2 separate regions of the Homo sapiens genome follow, and region 2 is linked to region 1. A link is a contact called in ENCODE Hi-C data. All regions are on one chromosome and are shown on one strand. Each heading gives the region's core, a stretch centred on a gene start or an enhancer-like site at or near the end of the contact. The rest is flanking DNA. Distances are from core to core; before and after follow the strand shown.

The links. A loop is a pair of places that touch in the nucleus more often than their neighbours do. Pooled maps may share reads with other maps.
Region 2: a loop to region 1 is called in a pooled map, with 5 times the contacts of the local background. The contact joins the enhancer-like site here to the promoter of RMDN2 in region 1. A Hi-C loop is called at or near these places in 4 of 37 single-sample maps with no recorded cell type and 3 of 50 pooled maps.

Annotation. Positions count from the first base shown.
Region 1 is chr2:37,921,761-37,929,015 of GRCh38, forward strand. It overlaps RMDN2 (regulator of microtubule dynamics 2), which reads left to right and starts at 3,527. Exons shown (of 11, transcript NM_001170791.3): 1 at 3,527-3,665. RefSeq lists a silencer at 3,342-3,581.
Region 2 is chr2:39,488,129-39,495,383 of GRCh38, forward strand. The region is part of intron 3 of MAP4K3-DT (MAP4K3 divergent transcript); the gene reads left to right. Among named protein-coding and RNA genes, the nearest start is that of MAP4K3-DT, 54 kb to the left of the region's middle. Within about 2 kb of position 4,668, at least 6 of the 41 ENCODE cell types and tissues checked have a DNase peak (open chromatin) inside an H3K27ac peak, as active enhancers do.

The DNA of each region.
Region 1 (7,255 bases), core at 2,277-4,776:
TCTAAAACTGACTATGTGGCCTGGGACAAGTTTCTTCACCTCTTGAAGCCTTGGTTTCCTCACCTGTATGTTATTTACTTCATTAGATTGTTGGGAAAATGGAATAAGATAATTCATATAAAGAACGAAGCTTGAAAACTGTGTAGAAGACTCAATAAATGTTCCTGCTGTACCTGTTGCTGCTGCCCTTTGCTCCTCCTCGTTTACAAATGATTCGGGGAACTCAGAGCTTCGGTTACACCTGGGGGACTTCTTCCTCTGCCCCTGCTCTTTGCCTGTGCGCTTCTCCCTCTCTAAATCCCTCTCTCTCAATGGTTAGGGTGTTCTTAATTTAAAAGTTTTTCCCCAGCTATTTGCAGTAAAATATTTCCTTAACCCTTTCCTTAAAATACTTTCTTAAAACCAGCCTGGAAATGAAGGTTGATTCTGCTCTTTGAAGCGGGGGTTGGGGATTTCATAGTGGTACTAATTATACCTGCAGCTCAGCCTTCAGTTTACAAATTAAGAAATTCAGCTTGTAAGTTTGATAAGATTTGGAAATAACAACAAGGAACTAGAAAATGAATAGTTAACTATATAGCATATTGGTAACTGTTAAAGGGTTAAAACTAACTTTGTCATTCAATTGCTTCCTGGAAATAAAACCACTCAAATAAAACCTAAAAAAAAAAAAAAATTGACACTCCCATCTCACATTACTATAATGAAGGACTATACATTTCCTCATGCTTTTCCCTCAAATGTACATACTACTTTCAAATAGTTATCTAATATAGAGGGTGTGCACCATGCCAGGTTCCCAAGATACAAAGATAAATGCTACCATCCTTGAAGATGTTCACAGCCTCACAAACACACAGTCACTGGCAAGCAGTAATTATATAGTGTACACCAGAGAGGTTTGCTGTAAGCTAGCAGGGAGGCATTTTGTATTCATTGAAACTCCTGGTCCTTCCATAAGTTTTGATGGGGCATGGATGAATACTTCTTATGGGGAAGGAGAGAGTGTGTAGCTTCTCAAGGGAAAGAGGTTGAAGTGGTTGAATTGGTTTTGGACGGGTGGCAAGCAACAGGATATTCCAGGCACAAGGAACAGGATAAAAAGGATACAGCTTGTGGAGAGACGATCAGTAGCTTAGCTAGTGCTGAAGTGTAGAATGATGTCTGGTGGAAGTAGCGGAGAAAAGCTGGAAAAGTAGGTTGGGGCAAATCGTGAAGGGTCTGTACCCACTCCTCCCAAATGATTGTCATGCCGTACTGGTTTGATGAATAACAGCAACTCTGAGATTCTTAGTATGTTCTGGTTTTTCCTTCAGATATTCCTTTTAGACTGACATTCCTAGTAGTGGGGAGGGGAATCATTTCTGCTTTTTTATGTCACCCCTGCAACAGTACCTGGCAAAGATAGCGCCTGTCTTTGCTATTTAGTTACAGCTTTGCCAAGGTCAATGGTTGTCACTGTCCCTGAGTTTCTACCTTTCAGATAATTTTTACTCATCAAGGAATAGAAACAAATGTATTGGAAAGGAGCAAGTGTGACATAGTCTATGTCCTGAACCTGAAGATCAAGTCAGTATCAGCTGCCATCTTCCTCTTGGAATAGACTGGTAAGGCCTTGTTCACAGCCCATACGTCACATTTTTATTGAAAGCCTCTTCTGTGCAATGTGCTGGGGATGCAGCAGTGAACAACTCAGTGGGCTCCTGGAAAAGCTTAAATTTTGTTTTAAATACTGAAAAGCTCCTTTTAAGTATTAGCGAAGAGACAGTCATGTTTCTTTGGTATCTAAATCTTGTTAAAAGAGAAAATTGTTTTGCATGATCGGTTTATATCATATTGTATTCTAGTTAAATAAAGCTAGCATTATATTGCAAGATTGCTGCAAACCATAATAAATAGGAGTGAAGTGGGTTTGTAGAAGGTAATATTTTACTAGTTCCAAATCTGAGAGGTTAAAGATTAATCTGCTCTTTTTCCAAATACAACTTAGGTTTTTGCTCTTGTTTTTTGAGACAGAGTCTCATTCTGTCCCAGACTGGTGAGCAGTGGCCCGATCTCGGCTCACTGCAACTTCTGCCTCTGAGGTTTAAGCAATTCTCATGCCTTAACCTCCCGAGCAGCTGGGACTACAGAAGTGCGCCACCACACTCGGCTAATTTTTGTATTTTTAGTAGAGATGGTGTTTCATCATATTGGCCAGGCTGGTCACGAACTCCTGGCCTCAAGTGATCCGTCCGCCTCAGCCTCTCAAAGTGCTGGGCTTACAGTCGTGAGCCACTGCGCCCTGCTACAAATTACTTTTAATAAAATGACCATGGCCAGGCTTACTTATTCTTCAATGCGGCTTGCCTGAAGCTCAAAAAATCATCTTAAAGAGCCTATAGAATCCCTGAATCCCTATCCGTAAACAGTAGTATATGGATTGCAAAACAAGCCTTCTGGATTCTTCATGGCTTTATGGGTGTTGTCTGCTGTTGCTGTTTTGAGAAAGAGTGTACCCATTTTTAATTCTGCTCAATATATTGGTGGGAAGTTTAGAGATTAATGTTATGCAAACCTAAGCTTGAGGCAGTAATACTCAAGGTGCGGACAATACAGAAGCAGTGTATGTACTGTTTTGTTTTTGTTTTTGAGACGCTCTATCACCCAGGCTGGAGTGCGGTGGCGCGATCTCGCCTCACTGCAACCTCTGCCTCCGGGTTCAAACGATTCTCCTGCCTCATCCTCCCAAGTAGCTGGGATTACAGGCGTCCACCACCACGCCCGGCTAATTTTTTGTATTTTTAGTAGAGACAGGGGTTTCGCCACGTTGGCCATACTGGTCTCGAATTCCTGACCTCAGGTGATCCGCCTGCCTCAGCCTCCCAAAGTGCTGGGATTACAGGCGTGACCCACCGCGCCCGGCCCAGTTTTTAAGAGCGTATTTAGCAGAATTAGTTTCATTATACAAACCACAGAAAGCTGGGTAAAACCTTAAATGTCAGGCATCTGAAAAAACAGCGGCTTTCATCTAAAGGCAACTCGGAATGGCGGGGAGAAGGAAGAGGCTGTCAAAATTGCTCATTAAAAGAAAACGTGAGATAAAGCTATGAACACGGGGCTGCAGATATCAGTAATTAGTGCAAGGCGTCTGCCTTTAATTCAGTCGTGAGGAGTAAAGTGCAAGGTTGTGCCTAGAAAGGGCACAGAAAAAGGTTTAACTAGGGGAGAGGGAGTGGGTTTGAGAGCCGGAACGAAGCGAGCTGGCGGTGGGCGTGCGGAGTGGCAGCAACGCGAGAGGGAACGCGCTGGGGCTAGCGCGGAGGCCCAGAGCCCAGGCGGGGGAAAAGGTGCCGACCGGCTTCGAAGGGAGGCGACGGCCGAGACACACGGTCCGGCGCGAGCCAGGCGCCCCGCGACGTGCAATTTTATTTTGCAAAAGGTGCACCCAACGCCAGTCCCGGTAGAGTTGAACCCACCACGAGAGGGAGAGGGGGCGGGAGCGGGGGGCCGAGCGGCCGCGGGCTCCTCCCCCGGCGCCTCCGCTATCTGGGTCAGGACGCGACGGCCGCGGCGCGGGACCTTAGGACCCGCGGGCTCCAGGGCTACTGTCCGTCCGCCACTGCGCGCCAGCAGGTCCTGGTCTCCGCTCTCCAACAGCTGAAAGGCCGGCGCAGTGAACACAGGTGCGTGCGCAGTCTGGGAGGGGGCTGCTCAGCCGCTGGGGGCCGGACCGCGCCGGGGACTTGCGGAGGGAAGCGGAAATACTTGCGGTGGGGGCGACTGCACTTCCGGGTCGGTGTGTCCCTGGCGAAGCTTGAGCCTGCTAGCCAGCGGTGCTCTGCGTTCCCGGGGCTGGAGCAGCGGCCCATAGTGGCTTCCCGGGTTCATCCCTCGCTGACCCTGCGCCACGGAAGCCCTAGCCCCGGAGGTCGCTGGTATTTCCTCGCACGCGGACCCTTCTGGGGTGCGTGGGGAACAGGCAGTTTGCTGCCTCGGCCCGGCTGGTCCCTGCAAACCCCAAAGAATTTCAACAGAGACACTTGCTGGGCTCTCGCTCGGCTTTCAGCCTTGCGCAAACATTTTGTTTTTGTTTGTGTGGGGTTTTTTTTGCTCTCAGACTCCGTCTGTGCCTATTTCACACAAAAACGAAGGCCGGATTATCAGTGCTGCCAACATAGGGGAATGAGGCAAACACTTGGGAGCCCTAAATTTAAAATAAATTATAAAATACAAAAAAACCATGAAAACCTGATGAAATGAACAATAGAATTCACTTCGAAAGTACCAGGTTTTCCAGGACGCTGTAGGAAATCTGATCACTAGTTCAAGGTCTCAGTGCAATTCTCTTAGGAAACTTAAACCTCGGGCTTTTTTGTAATGTCTCTTTATCCTTGCAAAATTTGTCATACCTTCCCCGAGTTTATTAGAGTTATGCATTTTATATTTTTCTCCTCTAAGGGTCTGCTGATGAAGTTAATGAATATCTGTGCTAGATTTATGGTGAAAGCATTATAATTAATTTAGTAAAGCATAATTTCTACATCAAAAAATTAATTTTAAATAAAACTAGAACATGGAAATGAAATGTTTCTTCAGACATTTCTTCAGAAAACATTTCATATTCTATTTTCTTTAGAGTCAACATTTTGATGTCATTTTAGAATACTTGATTCTCATCTCAACCTTTAATATTACACAATAATACACATTAATTAAGTGCCATAATCTATATTAAAATGTCATTTTCCATTGTTATTTACTAGCACCTTACAAATTGAAACGTAACATAATACTTTGTATCTGATTATTAAAATATTAGAGTTTTAAAATCTGTTTGGTAAAGTTTTTAATTACTATATTTTTTTATACTACAAGTGTATACTATTAACATAATTAGAAGTATGAAAGCTAACAAGGCTGGAGGCAGTGGCCCATGCTGCTTATCCCAGCACTTTGAGAGGTGGAGGCAGGATTGCTTGGGCCCAGGAGTTCGGGACCAGCCTAGCAACATAGGGAGACTCACTCTCTACAAGTAATGTAAAAATTAGCCGGGCGTGGTTGCCCACGCTTGTGGTCCTAGCTACTAGGGAGGCTGAGGCAGGAGGATGACTTGAGCCCAAGTGGTCGAGGCTACAGTGAGCAGTGATTGTACCACTGCACTCCAGCCTAGGTGACAGAGCGAGACTCTAAAAAAAAAAAGCTATGTAAATGACTTCATACAACCTTTGAAATTATTCTGAAGGCAAGCAAGTACTCTGATGTATTTTGTACATTATTTTTAATGTGTCATTTTTCAAATTATCAGTGTTGAAGCACATTTGTTTTATGCTGTTATAAAACTCAAACATAGCTTGAACTGTTAGTCTTTAATTGTGTTTGTTTAAAACATCAGCTCCGTTGATTCTATTTTTTTCTAGTTAATTTTTGTGGTTCTGAAATAATATTTCAGCTTTGAGCATCTCTGTTCAGTCAGTACTCTCCTTCACCTCCTTGTTGATGCTTTCCAAATCTCCCACATGTTGTGGGTGCATCCAAGAGTTAGGAACAGGTTGTCAAAGGTGACAGTTTTCACTTCCCAGTTGGGTGATCACTGGGTAAGTGACTTGACACCTGTGTGCCTCAGTTCACTTATCTGCAAAATAATAATAGGACCTGCATGGAAGAGATGATTTGGAATTGGTGCAGTTCCTAAAGAAAGGGCCAAGCAAAATAAGACTTTCCCACCTGCTGAAACCTGGTCCTGTCTCAAGAATAAGTTCTCCTTCCTAGGTAGATTTTTACTTCTACTTATTTGCTTATTAAATGAAAATATTTTCAAACTAGGCTATATTTCTTAATGTAAAAGTCCAAGGTATGGGCAAAAGAAAGCAATCAGAATAGGAAGATTTCCTTTAATAGACCTCTATATCAGCGAATGGACATCCTGCCTGAATAATTTTATTGACAAAAATAAAGATGATTAAACTTGATGTGTGAATATTAGCTGGAATGCAGTTGTAATTAATGGGCATAGAGTGACTTATTTTTTTGCAATAAGCTTTCAAGATAATTTAGTTTTGTGATACAATTTTTTTGTAGAATACATTTACACATCTAGCAATAATTAGCTACAATTTCAGCTGAAGTTACAAATTGATTGGAATCTGTTGCTGGCATGTCTCCTGGATGAGCTGGGAGTGGGCAGATGGTTATAGTTCCCAGTTATACCAATTAGGTGAAAAAAAATTTTTTTAAGTTAATTCCAGGCAAATTTCTGTGAGGTAAAGCAGGCCAGATTAAGTACCAAGGCTTTCTCTGGAATCTTTGGTTTAAAAGAAGGAATTCTTAAATCTCTTGGATATAATATTCACTAACACCTGAGGTAATTTCTGGAAGATTATTTTAAAGTCAGTCCTTCTCTTTGACACTTAGGCCTGTAATGAAGTGTAGAACATCCAAACAGGATACTTTCTGTGTTCCAGGCATATACTCTAGTGAAATAGGAATCCAAAGACGTTCTTATTTTAAGCAGGCTTTTCAGAAATAGATTATGGCTGCTTGTTCTCTCAGACCCTCTTCCATAGGGCATTTGCGAGCCCAGAAATCCTAACCAGTAGACCACCAAGGAAGCATTTGAAACATTACATTTAGTTGGCCATTTGAAGTGTAAGAAACAATGCTTGGTAGAATATGTGGAATCACAGGATATAAAGCAGAGGATGGTGAATTTCGGGTATACAACCTAATTCAGAATTTTCATCTTACTGATATTTTTTCCCCAATTCACACTCCCAGCTATTTACTTTGCTTCCTATCTTCACTTCCTATCTTAGAACAGTGAAGCAATCAAAGAGAGCTTGCATAACCTCCCACCACTGCATCTACCCACCTATTTAAATCTCTGCTCACATAATCTGCCTTTTATGACTATGAATGAATGGTTTATGTTCCCATCAAAGGTCAACTCCTGTGCTTGTGCGATAGAGCCCACCTCCTTTGCCTTCTCAAGTTTATTGCTATGCAGTTTTCTATATGTCTACTTCATCAATTTTTCTTTTCTTTTTATGGACTCTTTTCTGTTGGCAAAAAAAACCTGTTATTTCTTGATCTTTTGGCACCATTTTCGCACTTAATAATGGCGTAATTTCTCTTCTATTTGTTTTCTATTTGCCCATCTGTTCTTTTTTCTCCTTTTCCTGCCTTCTTTTGGACCAAGTGAGTATCTTTAGTGTTCCATTTTTATCTCTATTATTGTCTTGATATGTATTGCCTGGGGTTTTTTTGTTTGTTTGTT
Region 2 (7,255 bases), core at 3,418-5,917, 1.6 Mb after region 1:
CCTGAATTTAGAGTTTTAATTCCTCTGTGTATTTTTATATTATTTAAAATTTTTTTTAATAAGAGCTGGAGTCTTCCTGTGTTGCCCAGGGTGAAGGGCAGTGCCTATTCACAGGTGCAATCCACTATGATCAGCACAGGAGTTTTGACCTGCTCTGCTTCCCACACAGGTGGGTTCACCTTTCCTTAGGCAACCAGGTAGCCCTCTGCTCCTGGGAGGTCACTATATGATGCCCAGAACTAGTGGGCTCAAGCAATCCTCCCGCCTCAGCCTCCCAAGTAGCTGGGTCTATAGGCACACACCACCACACCCAGCTATTTTTTATATTTATACTATATATGTATCCATAAGACATAAAGTTGATTTGCAAGTTTTTCATCATTAAATGATATATTATGCGCTTTCTTCTTAATCTCTCACTCAACATGTATTAATACTCATCTTTTTTTTTTTTTTCTAAACAGTCTCACTCTGTTCACCAGGCTGGAGTGCAATGGTGTGATCATGACTCACTGAAGCCTTGACCTCCTGGGCTGAAGCAATCTTCCTGCCTCAGCCCTGCAAGTAGCTGGGCCTACGGGCACACGCCGCCATGCCTAGCTAATTTTTGTATTTTTTGTAGAAACAGGGTTTCACATGTTGCCCAGACTAGTCATGACCTCCTTAGCTCAAGTGAGCCACCTGTCTCAGCCTCCCAAAGTGCTGGGATTTCAGGTGTGAGCCACCATGGTTGGCCCCTAATACACATCTTTTTTTTTTTTTTCTTTTTTTTTTGAGATGGATTCTCACTCTGTCTCTCAGGCTGGAGTGCAGTGGCACGATCTTGGCTCACTGCAGCCTCTGCCTCCCAGGTTGAAGCGATTCTCCTGCCTCAGCCTCCCGAGTAGCTGGATTACAGGCGCTTGCCACCACGCTCTGCTAATTTTTGTATTTTTAGTAAAGATGGGTTTTGCCATGTTGGCCAGGCTGGTCTTGAACTTCTGGTCTCAAGTGATCCGCCCTCCTCAGCCTCCCAAAGTGCTGGGATTACAGGTGTGAGCCACTGCGTCAGGCCAATACACATCTTCTAGTTTATTTAAAGTGCTAGATAGTATTTCATTGTATAAAAAGACCACAGTTTATTCATTCTTTTGTTGATAGATCTTTAAATTGTTTCCATTATTTTTCCCTTACAAACAATGCATGATAAATGTTTTTGTATGTGTCTCCTTGTGAGAGTTATATATCTAGGTGTGACATCACTGGGTTCTATCACAAGTCTTTGGAAGTAATTTTTATGTGGATAGTGCAACAATATGACTAGTTACTTAAAAGAAAAAAATTAAGTCAAGATAAGTGGCGGAAGACACAGAAATTCAGAAATAGGATGTAAAATAGTAATGGAATAGTAGGTAAATTAGATACATAATCCTATGCCTTTTTTTTTCTTTTTGAGACGGAGTCTCGCACTGTCGCCAAGGCTGGAGTGCAGTGGCGCCATCTCGGCTCACTGCAAGCTCTGCCTCCGGGGTTCACACCATTCTCCTGCCTCAGCCTCCCGAATAGCTGGGACTGTAGGCGCCCGCCACATGCCCGGCTAATTTTTTGTATTTTTACTAGAGGCAGGGTTTCACGGTGTTAGCCAGGATGGTTTCAATGTCCTGACCTTGTCATCCGTCCGCCTCAGCCTCGCAAAATGCTGGTATTACAGGCATGAGCCACTCCGCCTGGCGACAATCCTATGCTTTTTTAAAAAGGTAGTTCATCTTTTGGCTGGGCATGGTGGCTCATGTCTGTAATCCCAGCACTTTGGGAGGCTGAGGCAGGAGGATCACTTGAGGTCAAGAGTTTGAGACCAGCCTGACCAACATGGTGAAACCCTGTCTCTACTAAAGGTACAAAAATTAGCTGGGTGTGGTGGTGCACACCTGTAATCCCAGCCACTTGGGAGACTGAGGCAGGAGAATCACGTGAACATGGGAGGCGGAGGTTGCGGTGAGCTGAGATCACGCCATTGTACGCCAGCTTGGGCAACAGAGCAAGACTCCAGCTCAAAAAAAAAAAAAAAAGGGAAACATTAATGAAAAGGTAATTCATCTTTTGAAAAAAAAAGTAGAGTGAACATACTGAACATCACAGATTTTCATCTACATTTAAGATGCTAGCTTTAGGCTGGGCGAGGTGGCTCATGCCTGTAATCCCAGCACTTTGGGAGGCCAAGGTGGGTGGATCACCTGAGATCAGGAATTCGAGACCAGCTTGACCAATATGGTAAAACCCTATCTCTACTAAAAATACAAAAATTAGCTGGCATGGTGGCGTGCACCTGTAGTCCCAGCTACTTAGGAGGCTGAGACAGGAGAATTGTTTGAACCTGGGAGGCGGAGGTTGCAGTGAGCTGAGATTGGGTCACTGCACTCCAGCCTGGGCAAGAGAGTGAAACGCTGCCTCACAAAAAAAAAAAAAAAAAAAAAAAAAGATGCTACCTTTAGTGTCACTGCTTCTGTGAAGCCTTCCAAAAATTGCCTTTTTTTCAATTACTTTCTCCTTTTGACCTCCATTCTCTCTACCTCTGTTATATGATATTGTGCATTATATTTGCTGTGGTTTGTTTATATCTCTCTCAGCAGGCTGAATGTGTTTTGAAGGTGGAGTTCATGTCTTATTCGTATCCCCAGGGTGTGGTGTGCAGTTGGTGGTTAAGTCTGAGGAATGAATGAATGGCCCAAATCACCGAAGATCTTTCAGAGGTGGCAGTGGGGTTTCTTTTTTTCTTTTCGAGATGGAGTCTTACTCTGTCATCCAGGCTGGAGTGCAGTGGCACAATCTCAGCTCACCGCAACCTCTGCCACCCAGGTTCAAGTGATTCTCCTGCCTCAGCCTCCCGAGTAGCTGGGATTGCAGGCACGCACCACCACGTCTGGCTAATTTTTTTATTTTTGGTAGAGATGGGGTTTCACCATGTTGGCCAGGCTAGTCTTGAACTCCTGACCTCAAGTGAACTACCTGCCTCAGCCTCCCAAAGTGCTGGGATTACAGGCGTGAGCCACTGTGCCCACTGGCAGTGGGTTTCTGATGATAGGATAGTTTCATGAAAGTTAGCTTAAAGTACAAAAAACTTTTTTTTTTTCTTTTTTTGAGACAGTCTCATGCTCTGTCCTCCAGGCTGGAGTTCAGTGATCTTGGCTTACTGCAACCTCTGCCTCCTGGGTTCACGCCATTCTCCTGCCTCAGCCTCCTGAGTGGCTGGGACTACAGGTGTGCACCACCACGCCTGGCTAATTTTTTGTATTTTTAGTAGAGACAGGGTTTCACCATGTTAGCCAGGATGGCCTCGATCTCCTGACCTCGTGATCTGCCCGCCTCGGCCTCCCAAAGTGCTGGGATTACAGGCATGAGCCACCGTGCCCAGTGAAAAAGCTTTGATCCTTTGTCTTCAATTGCACCTATGAAAAGGAAGTTTCGTATAAAAGCTGATATAAATGGCTAATAAAGCAGAGAAATAGCTTAAAATTTGACTGTAGACATTTGCTATGTATGATTAATATGTATCAGTTTACAGTTAATTTTAGGAAAACTTAAATTTTATAAATTGCCAAGAAATCACCCATGAAAAACTAATTTTCACTTAGCGGTTTAATTTTTTAACATTAGGATTTTTAAGTTTCGCTAGTCTTATCATCTGGGACACTGGAATTTTGTCTTGTTGGAATTGCTGATTAAACAAAATAATTCTTCAAAAGTGCTTAGCACAATGTTAGGTAAATAGTAAGCACTAAGTAAACATTGGCTTTATTATTATTAGGTGGTCCTATACTATGATTCCTCCTATTTATATCACGTGTGTCTTGCTGCATATTTAAGGACGCTCCCATCTATATGTTTGGACTAGTGCAATAGTAAAGCTGCCAGCTCAGGTGAAGAAAACCATTTAAAAATTTAAAGTTAAGCACATGATGGAAAATTCTTGAATATGTGGTGAGTTAGGTATAAAAAATATAGGGGGATTGTATTGTTGAATACAAAAAAGCCATTAGACTATTTTAAGAATGCTCTCTTCTGTCATTAGGGCTTGGTTATGAATAGTATATCACATGCATGAAAGGAGGTGGTGGCTAGTTTCATTTCCCTAAAACATGTTTCAATGGTAAATTAGAGGCAGCTGTGGTTTACTGACGCATAAACCCAGTGAGGTCTATGATAACTAGTATATATTTACAGTTTGACTCATGGTGCCTGTCAGGCTTTAATCATAGGGGAAGAAGTGATAGTACTTAGACTTCACTGTTTAATCTTCCGTTCATTTGTTTTCCAAGTTTGTTTCAGTCTGTGGGCAGGTTCCCTTTTGATTGCAACATGCAGTCCCTATTTCTGCAGTTTATCTTCATTTGCCATTTTGAGAGGGCTATGAAAGTCCTATGATAAGCTCCTTGTTCTCCAAATCCATGCATATAAGTCTCATCGAGTTGGATGCATTCTAAAGACATTTTGAAATCACATCAACACTTTCAGATCAGCAAGTTATTTCTTAATAAATTACTGTCTTAATGTTAGATGCTATTTTAAAAACACGAAAGAGAGCAGTTTCCAAATATGTGTTACTACTTCCAGGGAATTGTAAACTGGAGTGTTTAATTAAAAGAAGGCCCTAAATTTTTATTATGCTGTCACTGGATATTTGAATAACTAGCTGTAAATGAGTTCTAGTTGTACAAAAGTGATTTTCTAAATCCAGTTGTCCCTATTTCAAAATATAGTTCTAGTTCCTGGGTGAAACTGAAAATGAAATGGCCATGTCTTTATAACTAAAACAAATTAGAGGGTTGCAGCAATAAAATGAACCCACAGAGGGGAAAAAAACCCTTTGAATCAGGTTTTTATTTTCTTCTCCTGAACTGATTGGGTAATTTACTCAACTAATTTTGTCTAGTCATTAGGAAGTTAATACTCCATTCTATAATTTCCTTCCACTCAAGTGAGCAATACTGGTGCATATAATTTGGATTAAGAACATTCCTCTACTCTTACAAATATTTGGATATATGCCTTGAATATGCTTCCTCATTTAGGCCACAGAAATTTATTCAAAGACAAATCAATCAAAGATAATAACATTAACTACTATTTATTAAGCATCTCCTTCATGACAAGACTTTTTCCCATATTGAGATATAATTGACAATTGAAAATTGTACATATTTAAAGTGTACAACATGATGATTTGATATGCATATATATCCATGCATATATATCCATATCCATATCCATGCATATATATGGATATATATGCATATATATGCATATCAAATCATGTCGTACACTTTAAATATGTACATATTTCAATTATGCATATATATGCATATATCCATATCAAATCATATATATATAATATGCATATATATCATATACATATCCATCACCTCACATAGTTACCATTTTCTTTTGTTCTCTCTCTCTTTCTTCCTTCCTTTCTTTCCCTTCTTTTTTATTTTTTGGTGGTGAGAACACTTAAGATCCACCCTCTTAGCAAATTTCAAGTATATAATATAGTGTTGCTAATTGTAGTCACATCGTTGTAGAATACATCTCCAGAATTCATTCATTTGGATAACTGAAACTCTGTAACCCTTTTCCAATATCTCCCCATTCCTCTATCCCTCCAGCTCATGGCAACCAACATTCCACTCTCTGCTGTTCTAAGTTTGACTACTTTAGTTTTTACATATAAGTGAAATCAACACAGTATTTGTTTTTCTGTGTCTCGCTTAGTTTACTTAGCTTAATGTTCTTCAGGTTCATTCATGTTGTAAATGACAGGATTTCCTTTTGTTTTGAAGGCTGCATAATATTCTGTTGTATATGTATACCATATTTTCTTCATCCATTCATCTGTTGATGGACATTTAGGTTGTTTTCATATCTTGGCTATCATGAATAATGCTGCAATGAACGTAAGAGTAGAGATATCTCTTAGAAATCCTGATTTTCCTTTTTTTTTTCAGACAGTCTTGTCACCCAGGCTGAAGTGCAGTGGCATGATCTCGGCTCACTGCAACCTCCGCTTCTTGGGTTCAAGTGATTCTCCTGCCTCAACCTCTGGAGTAACTGGGATTATAGGCATATGTCACCATGCCCGGCTAATTTTCTTATTTTTAATAGAGATGGGGTTTCATCATGTTGGCCAGGCTGGTCTGGAACTCCTGACCTCAGGTGATCTGCCCGCCTCGGCCTCCCACAGTGCTGGGATTACAGGTGTGAGCCACCGTGCCTGGCCTATTTGATCATCTTTTACAGCTTAGGGAATTAAGGTTTAGATGTGGCACAGGACAGAAACATACTTTGAAGATAGGTCTGTTTGACTTCAAAACCTGTGCTCTTTGCCAGGTGCAGTGGCTCACGCCTGTAATCACAGCACTTTGCAAGGCCAAGGCAGGAGGATCACTTGAGGTCAGGAGTTTGAGACCAGCCTGGCCAATATGGCAAAACCCTGTTTCTATTAAAAATGCAAATATTAGCCAGTCATGGTGGTGTGCTCCTGTAATCCCAGCTACTTGGGAGGCTGAGGCACGAGAATCACCTGAATCCCGGAGGTGGAGGTTGCAGTGAGCTGAGATCGTGCCACTGCACTCCAGCCTGGGTGACAGAGTGATAGTCTATCTCAAAAAAAAAAAAAAAAACAAAAAACAAAAAACCCCCACAAAACCCACAAAACCAAACCAAAAAACCTGTGCTCCTTACTGTGCTCTCCTGCCTCTCAGTGCGAGATAAACAGAGTGGGCAAAATAGCCTATGATGTCATCATCCGCAAGGCCTGTTGCTACTGTGTGATGCCTGCTCCCTAGATGACCTCCTGGGGGGGTGAAGCGAGAGGAAATCTGGCACCAAGCTGGTTGAGGGGCAGAGCGAGAATGTCTGGGCTTCCCCCACCCAGCTTGGAATGTGAGTGATGCAAATCATCTCATCGAAGGCTCAACTGCAGCCAGGAGACTCCTCCAGTGATGATGAGAGTGTACAAATGAAGTGCAGGAGCGGGGGAGCCTTCACACACCTCCAGCCCTTCCTGCTTCTTGAAATACTCATATCCTCTGGCAGAGACTAGCTACAGAAATCCATGTCCACTTACTCACAGCCTGAAAGAAACCCACACAGTGGACCAGGAAGGTTGTTGCATGGTAATTAGAGCTACTATTGAATTTCTATTGTGCATCTTCTCAATTAGGCACAATTACCACATATAAGAAATGAGGAAATTAAGACTCAGAGGAATTAGGTGAAT